2 separate regions of the Homo sapiens genome follow, and region 1 is linked to region 2. The links are chromatin loops, found by intact Hi-C in ENCODE. Cell type or tissue: heart left ventricle. All regions are shown on one strand. Links, peaks and the distances in the headings refer to the core of each region. The heading gives the core; the rest is flanking DNA.

Region 1 (2,919 bases), core at 95-2,594, 510 kb before region 2:
CTGTTGTTGGGCACCTGGGTTGATTCCATGTTTTTGCTATTGTGAATAGTGCTGCAGTGAACATATGGGTGCATGTATCCTTTTGGTAGAATGATTTATTTTCCTTTGGGCATATATCTGGTAATGGGATTGCTGGGACAAATAGTAGTTCAGCCTAACTTCTTTGAGAAATCTACAAACTGCTCTCTACAGTGGCTAGACTAATTTGCATTCTTGCCAACAGCATATGTGTTCCCTTTTCTCCATAGCCTTGCTAGCACCTGTTATTTTTTGACTTTTTAACAAAAGTCACTCTGACAGGCGAGAGATGGTATCTCATTGTGGTTTTGATTTGCATTTCTCTGATGATTAGTGTTGTTGAGCATTTTGTCATATGTTTGTTGGCTGGTTGTATGTCTTCGTTTTAGAAGTGTTTGTCCATGTCTTTTGTCAACTTTTAATGAGGTTATTTGCTTTTTGCTTATTGATTTAAGTTTTTATATCGATTTTGGGTCTTAGACATTTGTTAGATGCATAGTTTGTGAATATTTTCTTCCATTCTGTAGGTTGTCTCTTTACTTCCTCGATGGTTTCTCTTGCTGTGCAGAAGCTCTTTAGTTTAATTAGGTCCCACTTGTCAATTTTTGTTTTTGTTGCAGTTGCATTTGAGGACTTAGTCATAAATTCTTTGCCAAGGCCAATATTGAGAAGGGTATTTCCTAAGCTTTCTTTTAGGATTCTTATAGCTTGAGGTCTTACATTTAAGTCGTTAATCCGTCTTGAGTTATTGTTTGTATGTGGTGATAGGTAGGAGTCCAGTTTTATTCTTTTACCTATGTATAGCCAGTCATCCCGGCACCATTTATTGAATAGGGAATCTTTTCTCCATCGTTTATTTTTGTTGAGTTTGCTAATAGATATTTGATAATACAGAACTTGGATATGACTTTTGGACACACTTAGATGTGGAGATTTTTCTCTTGGTTGCATTTGTGTATGTGTGAGAATAAGGAGAAAGGACTAATACATGGTCATTTCTATTTGCTGCTGTAGCAGCAAGGAGAATCTGGCAGAGGTAGACTGTGTGTGTGTGTGTGTGTGTGTGTGTGTGTAAGTATTGGCCATGACACATTGACACATCCTGTAATGACACTATCTCCCATGTGCTTGTCATTCTCCAATGTGCTAGGCTTCAAAACCTCACCAGGGGGCGCAATTGTAATTTCTCGCATTCATTTCGTTCATCAACCATTTATCTAGTTAGCCTCTACTGTATGCCTGTCACTGAAATGCATTGTTTTGTTTTAAACCTCATTTGAATCCTGTGAGGTAGATTGAATTACCCCTCTTTCCATAAAGGGAATTGAGCTTTAGGAGATGTTAAGTAAATTATGTCGTCAGCAATACATGGAGAAGCCGGAATTTGAACCCGTGTTTTTCTGCCTGCAGAATGTAAACCCAATACCCTTACACCCTGCTGCCTCCCCCATGTCATGCTATCTCAAAGACTGAGTTCTGTTCTCCAACCCTCTCCCTCCTGGATATCTTTACAGTGCTCGGCTCTCCACGGAGCTACTCCGTGGAAGTCCCTGTTCACCTGACCAGCAGGTGAGCACCTCGGCCCTTAGCCTGGGTTTGTGTTTCCTTATAATATCCCTATTTGGGACCTTGTCATTCATATCTGCATTTTATTTATTGTTATTATTTTTGAGACAGAGTTTCACTCTGTTGCCCATGCTAGAGTGCAGCGGTGCGATCTTGGCTCACTGCAACCTCTGCCCTCCAGGTTCAAGCAATTCTCCTGCCTCAGCCTCCTGAGTAGCTGGGATTACAGGCACTCACCACCATGCCCAGCTAATTTTTGTATTTTTAGTACAGATGGGGTTTCACCATGTTGGCCAGGTTGGTCTCAAACTCCTGGCCTCAGGTGATCCGCCTGCCTTGGCTTCCCAAAGTGCTGGGATTACAGGTGTGAGGCATCACGCCCAGCTGATATCTGCATTTTAAAGGCACATTTCCAACTTAGATGCTATGGAAGCATCCACATTTCATTTTACCTGTCTCTGTGGCTTGGCCTAAGTCTCCCTTAAGGTGGCTGTTCCCTAAACTCAGAGTAGCTTTTGAGAGGAAGGATGCTGCCTCCGAGAGGGACAACCCTTTAAGCTATTTCCAGTTAGCAATACAGCACCCCAGTCAGGACTGTCTGGTAAGGAGAGCAGAATCTTGCTGGAGGCCACTTGAGAAAGTTAGAGGTCCATCTTGATCTGAATGATGGGACAGAGGAAACAGAAGACTTCCTGAGAGGGGAGTGGTCAGCAAAGCCTGGGACCATGGAATTCCGTGTGAAGATTTGGCTAAAATATGGGGTGAAGGCAAGCGGCAGATGGGCTGATGCTTGTGACTTAGGGCTTCAAAGGAGCCCAAGCTAATCATTTTCTCAGCACAATTTGTGCTTATTTTTTGCTTTTGTTTCAGAACACGAGCCAGGGGGTGGGATAGAGGGGTGGGAGTGAGTCTTGAGTCTTATTATCCAGTTGACTAACTGAAGTCTATTTTTTTTTTTTTTGGTAATGACTATAGAGTTTTCTTCACATTTCACAGATTGAAACCCTTTACTTTGAGAATATGGCTAAACCTGTCCAAAGATACTGCCCAGAGCTATTGATTTGCTCTCTCCAAAAGGACATTCTTGTCATTAAATCATATTTTCCTAAAGATGGGATGTAGCAAACCTCATTGACTGCAGCCTAGTGCATAGCCAGCTCCTTGAGCACAGGAAGGGACTCTCTTCCACACTGGACACAGGTGGCTCCCTCACTTGTTTCCAGAGGTCCTCTTTAGAGCTAGCACCTGTCTCCCACAAGCCCCCGCCCCCACCCCCCCAAGGAAATTGAAGGAGAACAGCACAGAATGGGATGCAGCTGGGGAAAACAATCTTGG
Region 2 (2,919 bases), core at 213-2,712:
CCTTGAGCCAAGGAGTTTGAGACCAGCCTGAGCACCATAGCGAAACCTCATCTTAAAAAAAAAAAATCCCCATTTGTTGAGGCTGGGCAGTCAGTAAATACTCCATAATATGGTCAAAAAGTCTAGAGTGCAAAAATATATATAGATAGATTAAAAAAAAATCTAGGGTGGAAGTAAAAAAGAGGAACTGGATTCATGGGACTGTTAAGAAAGAACTTTCTACTAGTAAGGGTACTGAACGTGGTAGTTGCCTAACCAGGGAAGCTGGAGGAAATTTATGTTTACTTCTGACAAGAAATGTGGCTATAGAGTGCCTGATACTTGTGTTGACATGTGAGTGAAGCAGAGTGTTGAAGGCCTTGTACCTGGACTCCTGGATTTGAATCCTGGTCCTGCCACTTACAAGCTACGTGATCTTGGGCAAATTTCTTAAGCGCTCTGCCTTAGTTTTCTCATCTATAACTTGAAGATAATGTTTTAGCATTGTTGACAGGATCTAATGTATATAAGGTGCTTACAACAGTGTATGGCATACAATAAATAGTATGCAAATAGGTAGCTATTACTACTGTTAAAATATATATTTTTTCAATCACAGTGGTGTTGCCTTTGAAAAACCTTCAGCAGTGGTATAGATCCTGATCTACTGAATGTTTTAGAATAGTCTCTCTGATAATGCAGGCATGTGTTCCAGCAGATGTCCTCATGCCCAGTCCAGCTGCAGAACTTTACTTATTTATTTATTTTTTATTTTTTGGTTATTTGAATTTCTTTTTTTTCTTTTTTTAAATTTATTATTATTATACTTTAAGTTTTAGGATACATGTGCACAACGTGCAGGTTTGTTACATATGTATACATGTGCCATGTTGGTGTGCTGCACCCATTAACTCGTCATTTAGCAGTTAGGTATATCTCCTAATGCTATCCCTCCCCCCTCCCCACACCCCACAACAGTCCCTGGTATGTGATGTTCCCTTTCCTGTGTCCATGTGTTCTCATTGTTCAATTCCCACCTATGAGTGAGAACATGTGGTGTTTGGTTTTTTGTCCTTGCGATAGTTTGCTGAGAATGATGGTTTCCAGCTTCATCCATGTCCCTACAAAGGACATGAACTCGTCATTTTTTAAGAACTTTAGAAATTTGGACGCTGCTTCTCTTTCCTGGGGCTTCAAGGTGAGACACACTCTTCCTAGATGGACTCAGTTACCCAGGACTTTGGCACCCTCTAGTGCATGATAAATGTTGATGCTTTCCAGTTCCCCCCAGCATCTTAGAAAATCAGAGCAACCCCGAGCAGCAAATCATCCCATTGTAGAGGGCTGCTGGGAAAACCCTGCACCCTTGTCCAGGATAGACCTTGTAGGATCAACTGGGAGATCTTGATGTACATTTAAGATCCTGACTCTGCATCAGCAGCAGCAACAGAAGCTAGCAAGAGGCTCCATGACTTTAATCAGCATTCACCGCCAAGTCCATTATCTGTGTTGCTGAAAATGTGGGAGAGACATTGTGGTCATGTGTCAGCCTGTGAAGGATATGCTGACAGCCACATCCCAGAAAAATGCTGCAATTAAACCAAGTCTGAATGCTGTTCAAGCAAAGATGTAAGTACATTTAAAGTGAGAAACATGAGTGAAGAGGCCTCTGTGGGAGTTTAGAAAGGAAGAGACCAAGAAGATTGATTCTCATTCAGGTCATCATAAAACATTACACGAAGGAGGGAACATGTCAAGAGTTTTTGCTATGACTGAAGAGAGAAGAATTGTTTGCCACAGAGTAGGTGGGACAGAGAAGGCAGAGCCTGAGGTGTGCGTGGACTGAGAGAGAATGAACTGTGCCTTGCATAGTGGTGAGTATCCTCACTCCTGAACACTGTTTCTACATCTTTCTTGTCAAAGGAAAAGTTGGGGTGGGTTAGGGAAAGAGTGAGGGCCCCTTTCCCTTTATTATAGTCTTAGGATTAAAGGATGAGAGAGACAGAATGGCCAACCCCAGGCACATGTGTCCTGAGCTGAGAAGGACTCCTGAGTAAGTGAGTGGGTTAGTAAGTCCCTTCTGGTCTGGACGTCTTCCCTGGGTCCTCTTTTCTGTGAATGCCAAATGCCATTTATCCACTGGGATGTGCTCCCTACCCTACATATACCATGACATAGGTACGATGTAGGGAAGTAAAGCAGTGAACAACTTTTACTTTATCTGGACACCTGGACTGAGGATGATCTTGCCAATAAATCTACCCTACTTTACTTCCATTTTGGCAACATTCACTAACACCACGAAAAACACCATTTTCTTCTGTGTGTGTGTGTGTGTGTGTGTGTGTATGGCAAGGAGGGGTGTTAAAACTTACTACATATCAATTCTAAGATCCAGGGGGGCTTTATTTACACTTTCCTATCTCTGAAATTGAGATACCTCTTACATATAATATGGTGCATCATAATTTAATTGGTGGCAATTTTTATTTTTTCATAATATATAAAGTAATAATAAAATTGGAATTCATCTTCCAAATTGTTGATATCTATCTTGATGATGATAACTGATGAAATCTGGTAGTATGAAGCATGTTACCTAAATCCCTTCCAGAAGTCTGCCTTGCCCAATAATACCCCAAATATTTCAAATGCAAAATTTATTCTTCTGAATTATTGCAACTCAGATCTAAGGCATAAATATTTGCAGTGGATGCCATGGTGATCTTCCCAGAATACCCCCACCTAGGACTGGAATTGTTGTTGGTCAATAGCTTTCAGATGAAGAGAACTGCCCCTCCCTCAAACCTCATCCCCATCTTGGGGTCAGGCCACATCCAATGATTGGTTTATGTGGAGATGTGAAGGCTTGCCTCCTTTCCCCATTTGGGATAACTATAGAAGGCCATCCAATTCCAGAGCTTCCGGTAGGATTGGCTG

Evidence for each region. A loop is a pair of places that touch in the nucleus more often than their neighbours do. Peaks named below come from ENCODE experiments on the same cell type or tissue, not always from the same donor. Only the 100,000 strongest peaks of a DNase experiment are listed, where the experiment ranks them.
Region 1: it touches region 2 in a loop (14-fold over the local background); 59 of 110 quality-filtered maps call a loop at or near these places.

Annotation. Positions count from the first base shown.
Region 1 is chr1:165,927,096-165,930,014 of GRCh38, forward strand. No RefSeq gene overlaps it. Among named protein-coding and RNA genes, the nearest start is that of MIR3658, 21 kb to the left of the region's middle. RefSeq lists a silencer at 1,178-1,287. In heart left ventricle, for the core only: a CTCF peak has its summit at 1,194 (motif pointing right); no DNase peak of the experiment used is centred there.
Region 2 is chr1:166,432,646-166,435,564 of GRCh38, forward strand. No RefSeq gene overlaps it. Among named protein-coding and RNA genes, the nearest start is that of LINC01675, 56 kb to the right of the region's middle. In heart left ventricle, for the core only: a CTCF peak has its summit at 1,254 (motif pointing left); no DNase peak of the experiment used is centred there.